4 separate regions of the Mus musculus genome follow, and regions 1, 2 and 3 are each linked to region 4. The links are chromatin loops, found by intact Hi-C in ENCODE. Cell type or tissue: heart. All regions are shown on one strand. Region 1 has its middle 3.1 kb from the start of Mtfmt. Region 2 holds the start of Spg21 (SPG21, maspardin). Region 3 has its middle 4.2 kb from the start of Ankdd1a. Region 4 holds the start of Plekho2 (pleckstrin homology domain containing, family O member 2).

What was found. Peaks named below come from ENCODE experiments on the same cell type or tissue, not always from the same donor. Only the 100,000 strongest peaks of a DNase experiment are listed, where the experiment ranks them.
Region 1: it touches region 4 in a loop (4-fold over the local background); 9 of 42 quality-filtered maps call a loop at or near these places.
Region 2: a loop joins it to region 4, with 4 times the contacts of the local background. A loop is called at or near these places in 10 of 42 quality-filtered maps.
Region 3: it touches region 4 in a loop (7-fold over the local background); 36 of 42 quality-filtered maps call a loop at or near these places.

Annotation. Positions count from the first base shown.
Region 1 is chr9:65,431,407-65,433,906 of GRCm38, forward strand. No RefSeq gene overlaps it. Among named protein-coding and RNA genes, the nearest start is that of Mtfmt, 3.1 kb to the right of the region's middle. In heart, a CTCF peak has its summit at 1,043 (motif pointing left); a DNase peak (open chromatin) is centred at 1,045.
Region 2 is chr9:65,459,900-65,462,399 of GRCm38, forward strand. Spg21 (SPG21, maspardin) reads left to right here and starts at 1,038. Exons shown (of 9, transcript NM_138584.2): 1 at 1,038-1,255. In heart, no CTCF peak of the experiment used is centred here; a DNase peak (open chromatin) is centred at 1,012; H3K4me3 peaks cover 1,882 bases; H3K27ac peaks cover 1,876 bases.
Region 3 is chr9:65,523,173-65,525,672 of GRCm38, forward strand. No RefSeq gene overlaps it. Among named protein-coding and RNA genes, the nearest start is that of Ankdd1a, 4.2 kb to the left of the region's middle. In heart, a CTCF peak has its summit at 943; a DNase peak (open chromatin) is centred at 989; H3K4me3 peaks cover 374 bases.
Region 4 is chr9:65,579,831-65,582,330 of GRCm38, forward strand. It overlaps Plekho2 (pleckstrin homology domain containing, family O member 2), which reads right to left and starts at 257. Exons shown (of 6, transcript NM_153119.3): 1 at 108-257. The coding sequence starts at 119. In heart, a CTCF peak has its summit at 1,342 (motif pointing left); DNase peaks (open chromatin) are centred at 341 and 1,331; H3K4me3 peaks cover 1,517 bases; H3K27ac peaks cover 1,149 bases.

The DNA of each region.
Region 1 (2,500 bases), 150 kb before region 4:
CAGAAAATGTCCTCAGGGACAGCCTAATATATATGTATTTCTTCTCTTCCTTTCTTCCTTCCTTTCTCTCTTTCTCTCTTTTCAAAAAAAAAATGTATTTTAAGACAAGGTCTCACTATGTAGCCCAGCCTGCCTGGAGCTCTAGACTCTCCAGCTTCAGCCTCTCTCCCAAGGGTGCCAGGATTACAGATGTGCACCACTGTCTGGGGCACGTTTATCTGTCTTTCATTTCTTGAATGAATTGTCTTAGTAATCAGCACAATTAACTGATTCTTCAGGGGTTGTTGTTGTTGTAGTTTGATTTGGGTTGGGTTGGTAACTTAGAATTCACAATGTAGCCCAGGCTGGCTTTGAATCTATAGAGAGCTGTTCACCTGGGCCTCCCGTGTGCTGGGATTAAAGGCCTGTGTACCCCACACTCAACTCTGACTCCTTGGTGTTTTATCCGAACACACTTTTCCTTTCTTGCTTCACCTTGTTTCCCTCAAGAAATTGTTTTTGTTTGGTTTTCAAGTCAAGGTTTGGCTAAGTGTCCCAGCCTGTCATTAACTCCTGGCAATCCTCTTGCCTCAGCCTTCTGAATGCTGATTTGCAGCTGTGAGCCACCATGTCTGGCTTTCCCAAGTGATTTTCACTTATTATAAATTTATCTAAGTGTTTGGCATTCTCTAAATCAGTCAAAATATGAGCTTCTCAAACCTGCAGCCTCCTTAATTCTTTGTGGCAGTGAGCAGAGGTGCTTTATACTAAAAGAACAGTTCTCTTCTGTGTTCACTGAATAGAGTATATACTGAATAGAGTGTATACTGAACTGTTCTTCAAAGAAGGAATTGGGGAACATATTGTCTCCTTTCAAATTTTTATTTTATAAAAATTCTTGTTTTTATAAAATGTGACGCTACTTAGTGTTTGTGAACTACTTACAAGGAAAGTAAGCCAATCAGAGTAAAATCTGCTGAAGTTACACAGGCAATAGACACAGCAGAGAGCCAGTCTGCCATCCTCAACAAGGGAAAAGGTTGGTGACATCGCCCTCTTGTGGAATTTTCCTGCAACAACAACCGAGAGTCCATAGTGGTGCTTGAAGGGCATCCCAAATGGCTCAGTGGGCACTGTGGGTTAAGTCTGTGACCCTGATACTGGGCTGGTGCCTATGCATAGCATGTATTTCCCCTGGTCCTGAGGCATTGCTTCCCCTGATGGAGGCAAAAGCTTTTGCTCTTACTTCCTGCCCCCCGGGGGGGCTCCAGCTGCTCCTCTTTTTGACCCAACACCAAATGGTTGACTAAATATGAGCACATGCAAGCACAGGTATACACATTTATCCTATGGCTGGTTTCCTTGTCCCACAGAAAATAGACATATGGCAACATTGTAAGATGGTGGGAACATGGAAGAATGGTTCAAGGGGGATTAGGCTACTTCCACATACCAGTTTTCTATGGAGCTGAAGAACTTTCCAGAAGAAATATCTGAAAACTAAAACACTGATCAGAAACTCATTGTCTGGCTTCCAATACCTTAGATATGCTTTGTGGATGTCCTAATGGTGTGTGCCCTTTTTTTTTTTTCAGGGAAAGGCAAATGTTTATTTGTCCTAGATAGAGCACCAATCACAGACCAAAGAAATCATTCCGTCTAAGCCTAAAGATCCAGCGTGTTTAATTAGGTCAGTCACAGGAGCACGGACACCTTACAGGCAGTTGTACACTGAGGAAGAGCCTCCTCAGCAGCCACTGTTCACCACTTTGTATCCTCAGACAGGAGTGGGCTTCCCCTGATCCCACACGGGAATGTGGCTGGGCCTGATCTTATGAAGGTCTCTAGTGGGTGATCACAGCCACTCTGATCTCATAGACAGCAGTGCTGTCAGCAGTGCCTGGAGGATACAGATGTACAAACATTTATTACACAGATCTCCTTGGCCTTGCAGCTCATCTCTGTGCTGAAAGCGAATCCAGTGAGGAATTTATCTGCACTTGGAAGGGTCAGGTTCTTATGTGTCTAACTCACTATGAAGAACTTAAAAAATTTTTTTTTCGTTTTTGAACCAGACAGTAGTGAAGCACATGTTTAATCCCAGCACTCAGGAGGCAAAGGTGAGTAGATCTCTGAGTTTGAGGCCAGCGTGGTGTACAGAGTGAGTTGCAGGACAACAGGGCTGTGCAGAGAAGCCCCTTTCAAAAGACAAAACAAAATTTCATTTTGTATTTAGGGAAAACTCCATCTTTACACTCATATCATATTCAGCTTCTCCTCCTCCTCCATCTCTCCCTCCTCCTCTCCCTCCTCCTCTCCCTCCTCCTCTCCCTCCTCCTCCTTCTCCTCCTCCTCCTTCTCCTCTTTTTCCTCCTCCTCCTCTCCCTCCTCCTTCTCCTCCTCTCCTCCTCCTCCCCCCTCCTCCTCTCCCTCCTCCTCCTCCTCCTCCTCCTCCTCCTCCTCCTCCTCCTCCTCCTTCTCCTCCTCCTTCTCCTCCTCCTCTAAGAAGTTTACTGTGGGA
Region 2 (2,500 bases), 120 kb before region 4:
GCACACACACACGTACAGGCACACGCACACACACACACGCACACGTACATGCACAGGCACAGGGACACGCACACACACACACACACACGTGGGGGCTGAGAGATTGCTCAGAGGTTAAGAATACATATTACTTTTACACCCGTGTTAGGCAACTCACAAACACTTGTAATGCCAGCTCTAGGATCCTCCTCTGCCCTCCTTATAAACTACACTCATGTGCACCATATATTCTCTCTCCCACAAACACACACACGATTAAAAGTAATAATAATAAAAAATATTTTTAAAAGTCCCTAAAACATTAGGATCTTGCTTTAGGAACCTTACAAATTTTCAAACAAGATTGACAGGTCACTCAATATTATTATGCATTATTTCAGAGCAAAGCTGTAAGCTAACTGAAAGGTGTTGTGGCATCTGCCACATCTCTCGTAAGAACAGTGACTAGACTGTGCCTGACAGAAGAGGGCAAACCAGCGCTGAGTATACCCCCTCAACATCAGCACAAAGCCATAAAAGGAGACAAGGCTTTGAAAGGAGGTCAGAGGACAGCGTCTATACAAAAGGTAAAAACAATTTTGCTGAGAAAGCATATGCAGTTGGGAGGCTGAAGGGGAATGGGACATGGGAGGCAGAGACTAAGGGAGGGTGATGATCCAAATTCTTTATATAGGTATCAAAATGTCCTAATTAAGCCATTGTAATGAACTGATATATACTAATGTTTTAAAAAGACTATGTCAAGGCCTATTCACCAAAGCTATGGACCAAAAGTGTCTCCCCACCAAAGCATGAAGACGCCTAAAAACCGAAGTCAGAAGCACATCCCCGGGGCCTACAGCCTAGATTTTTCACTTCCTCCTCCATGCTCCTGTCAGAAGTGACCAAGAACTGACCCTTATCCACCACCAGCCTCCACAGCCTCTAGGACACCGCAAATCTCAGAACAGGGCCTCCCTTGCCAGCCCCGTCGCCATAGTAACCACCAGAGCCCCGCCCCTTCCTCGCCATCTGGTCCCGCCTCCTCGGAACCCGGAAGCGGGAGGCGCGCCCGGGGAGCTCGCAGTACCAAAGCTGGGAGGCGGTGGCCTCTGGCTGCTCGGCCGCGCGCCCCCTCTGCCCGCTGCTCCCGCGGGGCTCCTGATCTGCGGCCGCCGGTCCAGTCCGCGCCCCGCCGACTCCATCCTCTGCGCCCAAATCGGGGCGAAGATCCGTCTAGGCTGGAAAGAAAGGGACGCGGGAGCGGCCACGGCAGGTGAGGGGCAGGCCCTGGAAAGCAAGAGTGTGGGTGTGTGGTGCGTGTAGGGTTGTAGGTGGGCGTGTATCGAGCATGCGTGACTTACGAGCAGAGTTCACGAGTGGGCAGGTCCTTGTGACCATGCACGTGATCCATATCTCTGTGTGTGCGTGTGGTGCGCTCTCGCGGGCGCCTGTGTGTGTCCGATTGTGCCTGTGGGTCTGTCTAAGGTTCAGCCTCGGTTCATTGCGGATTGTTGTTGTTTCTGAACTGGTGGAACCCAGGGCGGCCCCTATGGCGATTGGTGCCCAAAATCCTTAGTCAGACATCCTCATTTTCTTGAGCCACCCATCCTGGGGCAGAAATTCAGGAGCATTTTGGTTTCAGTCAACTTTTAAGGGCTGCGAGTAGAGTTGTTTTAAAGATCCTACCTCAGACTAGGTGTGAGGCCTGTGAAAGAGTCATGAAGAGTGTAGCAGGGCGAGAGAAACCCCCCCCCCCTTTTTTCTTCTTTTCCCAGGGAGTTAGAAGTTAGGGGCTGATGTTGTTTTGTCTCCATCTGCAGTGGTCTAGCTTCTCTTTTTGCAAGGATTCTGCACATTGGGAAGCCGTCTAATAGCTGTGTATGAGTTTTCAAAAAGATTTTACACCAGAACCTTGAAACGAGTGGTCAGAGAGAAAGATGTGCGGGCAGCGTCTCCTCTCATGATATTTAGAGAGAAGTGGATAGGTTCCTGGAGAAAGGATAAATCTTACCTGAAGAAATCTCCAAAAAGATGGCTATTTAATACATATAGGTGTGGTGAAGGATGAAGATGTGTAGTGAACAGCCCGCCGCAGGGCCTTAGGTGTAGTTCAGTGGTAAAAGCCCATGGTGAGCGTTCCCCAACACCGAGAACCATAGTTATGTCACCTAGAGGCTCTCTAGTTCTAATAACCTTTTTAATTGGTTGTATTAACAACCACAGATTGTCCCTATATAAGACACCTATACATTGAGATAAAGGACCAGCAATATGTGACTGACCGTGTGTTAAACATTTGTAGAGGCGATTTCCTCAGCTATGAACTGCAGGTTCTGTTGAAACTCTGAAGGCCAAGTACATGCTCTCTCACAACTAGCCAACTTACTGTCCAGCAACGCAAGGTCCAAGAAGAGCTGGGGAGCCTTAGCATCCTGGCCAGCGGGAGGAGGGGTTTCCTTGATAAAGCTTATCTCTGCCTCTTTCCTCACCAGCCTGAACAGGTGCTTCTGTTTTTTGT
Region 3 (2,500 bases), 57 kb before region 4:
TCTGCCTCCACCCGCTAAGTGCTGAGAGTACAGTGTTGACCACAATATCCAGTCTGTGTGGCGCTGGGGATCAAGGCCACCTTCCTGCATGCTGGGCACACACTCTACCAACTGAGCTAAGTCCGGCCCTTTGTTTTATTTTTACATTTTATTTATTTATTTATTTATTTATTTATTTATTTATTTATTTTTGAGACAGTGTCTTTCTACATAAGCCTGGAACTCACAATGTAGACCAGGCTGGTCTCAAACTCAGAGAACCACCTGTCTCTGCCTCTTGAGTGCTGATTAAAGGTGTGTGTCACTATGCCTGACTTTTTTATTTTTTATTTTTTGAGATAATATCTCTCTAGGGAGCCCAGGTTGACTCCAACTCCAGATCTCCAATCCACACCCCCACACACCCACACCCCTGTCTCAACTCCCAAGGGCTAGAGTCGATGGTTCAGTACCAGGAATCCTCCATACTTCAGACTACCGAGTCCACCTCCAGTCTCAAGCCTTCTTTAGTCACACTTTTCCCGGATGTATCCACAACGGCATGAGGTCAGTGCCAGTGAGGAGTAAGTACCCAACCTCCTAACCCAAAGGTGGTTCCACTCCCTCAACTGGCGAAGTTTCTGCAGCCTTCAATTAGACTGTTTAAATAAACCCTGTATTCTACCTTTCAAAAATATTAAAGCAACTGAAGAAGTATCTCAGTTGTAGAATTTTTGTCTAACATTCACAAAACCTTGGTTTCCATCTTCAGCACCACATAAAAGCATGAACTTCTGTGCACGACCCAAACCAGAGGGGCTGGGAGCAATTGGGGGTCTGGGTTTTTGTTTATTTGTTTGTTTGTTTGTTTTTGTTTTGTTTTGTTTGTGTTTTGTTTTCAAGAACTCTTATGCAGTAAGGCAGAACCCGCTAGGCCCACTGAAGCTGCGGTCCTCGACACACGGGGGAGCCAGAGTCAACAAAGCACTGCAGCCTGCCTGTACCGTAATGTGTGTAAGTGTGTGCACATGGATCTGTCCTCAACACTAATAAAACACGTGACTCGGGCCACAGGGACAAGCTATGCGGGCTGTAGTGTAACCTGACCTACTGGATCCAGCCAGTGAGTTGGGTCTACTGGTGAAGGACCCCAGTGGAGTTCAGAGGACAATTTGCAGGAATTCTTTCTTTCCTTCTACTATGTGTGCCTTGGGGGTAAATACGGGTCTTCCGACTTGGCAGCAAGCATCTTTACCTGCTGGCCCTATTTTTTGTTTTTAACAGAGCCTCATGCAGTCCAGGCTGACCTTTATCTCAATTTGTAGCCAAGTATGGCCTCAATGATCCTCCTGCCTCCACCTTTGAGCAAAACAGGGCCTGAGATTACAGGTGTGAGCTTTGTGAGTGCTGGTAACTGAAATCCTGGTAAGTGCCGGGATTTCACCTAACACCGGAACCTCATCTCCAGTCCTGATTTTTTTCTGTCTGCCTGTCTGTCTTTCCTTTCTTTCCTTTTTCTCTCTCTTCCTTTTCTTTCTCTCTTTCTTTCTTTTTTCTTTCTTCCTTCCTTCCTTCCTTTCTTTCTTTCTTCCTTAGATGGGATTTCACATGGAACAGGCTGACCTCCATCTGGCTATATAGCTGAGAATGACCTTGAACATCTGGGCTTCCTGCCTCTACCTCCGTCCAGTGCTATAATTACACCATCCCTGACTTAGCCTGCCCTTTACTAAGTATATCTATTTGAGACAGGGTCTCACTATCTCACTAAATTACTAAGGCTGGCCTCGAACTCACTCTGTAGCCCAGACAGGCTTGAGACTCACGATCTTCTTGGGTGGCTATGATCACAGACCTGCACTACCATGCCTGGCACCAAATGAACCCCTAATAGCAAGAGGGAAAGAGATGTTTGCCTAGAAAACCGACGGGCTGACATAGACACGTGTTCATAAGTTAAAATTAAAAATAAATTAGGACTTGGAGAGATGGTGCAGTGGTTGAGAGCACTTGCTGCTCTTGCAGAAGACCCAGGTTCAGTTCCCAGGAACCATAAGGTCTCATAACTGTCTGCAATTCCATTTCCAAGAATTTTCTTGTAGCATAGCTCATATGAAAACCAAGCATGCACATGGTATACATACATATATACAGGCAAACACTCACAGATAAAACTTTAAAATTTTTAAAACTAAAAAAAAAGTCTTAATAGTAATAATAATAATAATAATACATACATACATACATATACACACACTAACTAGTTTTATGCCAACAAGCTAGAGTCATTAGAGAGGAGGGAGCCTCAATAGAGAAAATGCCTGAAATCACTGGGCTGCAGGCAGGCCTGTAGGGCATTTTCTTAATTAGTGATTGATATGGAAGGGCCCAGCCCATTGTGGGTGGGGACACCCTTGGGCTGGTGGTCCTTGGTTCTATATGTAAGCGAGCCGAACAAGCCACAAAGAGCAAGCCATTAAGCAACATCCCTTCAAACCCTCTGTATCAACTCCCGCCTCCA
Region 4 (2,500 bases):
CAGGTTCTGCTTGAAGGGAAGGACTGTGCAGAAAGACCCGTGGAAGTAGGACGGGCAGCACCCGAGCCCAGCACTCTTGTTCCGTCTGGCCCAGCCCTCGCCCTCACCTCCTCCTCCATGGCGAGTTTGCAAGGTCCGGCGGCTTCGCCGCTTACTGCTGCCCGCGTTGCGCGGGCTCCGCTTGCTCCATCTACGCGCAGCCGGGCGGCGGCTTGCTGTCTTCTGTCCCGCCGGGCGCCCGGGGCCCAAGAAACTTCGGGGGGCGGGGCTGGAGCCGGGGAGGGGCTTCCGGGGGCTGGGGGCGGGGCCAGGGAGGGATACAGCGGCCTCCAAGCCCCCGCCCGCAGCTGGGTGAGGAGCATGGCCGGGTGGGGGGTTCAGGGGCGGGGCCAGGGCGGATCCTGGGCGGGGCCTGTCTTCAGCTCCGGGAATGGACGGAAGAACCTAGGCGGAGCTGAAGTAGCAGGAAGAGGGCGGAGAGAGGTTTCCCGGACCAAAGCAGGGAGAAGGACTGGGAGGGGGTAGAGGCTAGGGAGGTGGGGGATACGGAGGGGGAGGGGGCTTCCGGCCCAGAGGCGGAGGCGAGGGATGCTGGCGGGGTGGGGCAGGGCGGGGGCGGGGCGGGGCGGGGCGGGGGCGCGGCTGACCAAGCAAGCCCGGGAGGCAGTGGGTAGCTGATGCCTTTGAGGTTGCCTAACCCAGTGGGCCTGGGTTGCGGGGGACTGGATCCAGCTGCCAGGGCAGTTCAGAAATGAGTACACAAAGAGGCTCGTCCCCTTTCTTCCCCCAATTTGAAGTAGTGGCTATGGTCTTCGGTCTGTGGAACTTCAGGGTGGGGCCGGCCATGAGCTTGGAATTTATGACCAGAATCAAGTTTGGACTCGGTTCCTTAATAGAGGGTCTCTGAAATCCCAAACTCTGTGCTCTCCTTTCCCTCGTTCAACCCCTTTCTGGTTCTCATGTTGTGAGCCGACTCCATCACCCTAACTCCCTTCGGCCCTGACCTGACCACGTTGCTAGAGAGTGAAGAAACCCTTTAAGTTCTACCATGTACTTTTATTTTTATTTTGAAGAAACAGGCTCGGAGAGTGACTGTCACAGCCAAACCTCCAGCATCCCGCGCGCGCGCGCACACACACACACACACACACACACACACACACTATCTTTCCTAGTCAGGTGTGCTGCATGCTACAGCACCCAGAATTTTGTGCTTGTGGGATAGATTAATGATGATCTGTTTTGACTCTGGGTGACCTAACCTCAGCTACATCAGTTGACCAAACTTCTCTTTCACTGCCCTCTGCTGGCCTTTGGGCTCAGGTCCTTTTCAGTTCAACGTGAAAGAGGATGGAACACACTGCCCCTCGTGCCTGGAACTGGTCCTTACACCTAAAGGGTGGAGAGGGGTTGTGAGATGACCTATTGGTTAGGAACACTTGCTGCTCTTCCAGAGGACCTGGCTTTGATTCTCAGCACCCACATCGTGGCTCACAACTGTCTGGAACTCCAGTTCCAGACGATCCGAGGTTCTCTTCTGGCTTCCTCGTGTACCAGGGATGTAAGTGGTGCACAGACATAACTGCAGAAAAAACACTCATATACATAAAATAATTTTTTTTTTTTTTGGTTTTTCCAGACAGGGTTTCTCTGTGTAGCCCTGGCTGTCCTGGAACTCACTCTGTAGACCAGGCTGGCCTCGAACTCAGAAATTCGCCTGCCTCTGCCTCCTGAGTGCTGGGATTAAAGGTGTGTGCCACCATGCCCGGCAAATTAGTTTTTTTTAAGGATATAGAAAACAGTGTGCCAGGGCCACAGTGTTGAATAACAGTTTCCTCCAAGATTGAAACATTCCATCCTGCACAGAGTTCCTTGGACAGGAAGATAAACAACTCAAAATAAAATCCCACTTGTACAACTCAGGAGGCAGAGGCAGGCAGATTTCTGTGAGTTCTATGAGACCAGGCCAGCCTGGTCTACAGAGTGAGTTCCAGAACAGCCAAAGCTACTCAGAGAAGCCCCATCTCTAAAAACCAACTAATGAAACAAACAAGCAAGCCCCATCTCTTGCTGTTTGGAGAACAGCTTATAATTAGAGTGAAACTAGCCATCTATTGCTGTGATTTCGGGTAGAGGTGTGTCATGGTTTGAATATGCTTGGCCCAGGGAGTGGCACTATTTGGAGTTGTGGCCTTGTTGGAGTAGGTGTGTCACTGTGGGCATGGGCTTTAAGACCCTCATGGTAGCTGCCTGGAAGTGAGTATTCTTTTTTTAAAGATTTATTTATTGATTATATGTAAGTACACTGTAGCTGTCTTCAGACACTCCAGAAGAGGGAGTCAGATCTCGTTACGGATGGTTGTGAGCCACCATGTGGTTGCTGGGATTTGAACTACAGACCTTCGGAAGAGCAGTCGGGTGTTCTTACCCACTGAGCCATCTCATCAGCCCCGTGAGTATTCTGCTAGCAGCCTTCAGATGAAGATGTAGAACTCTCAGC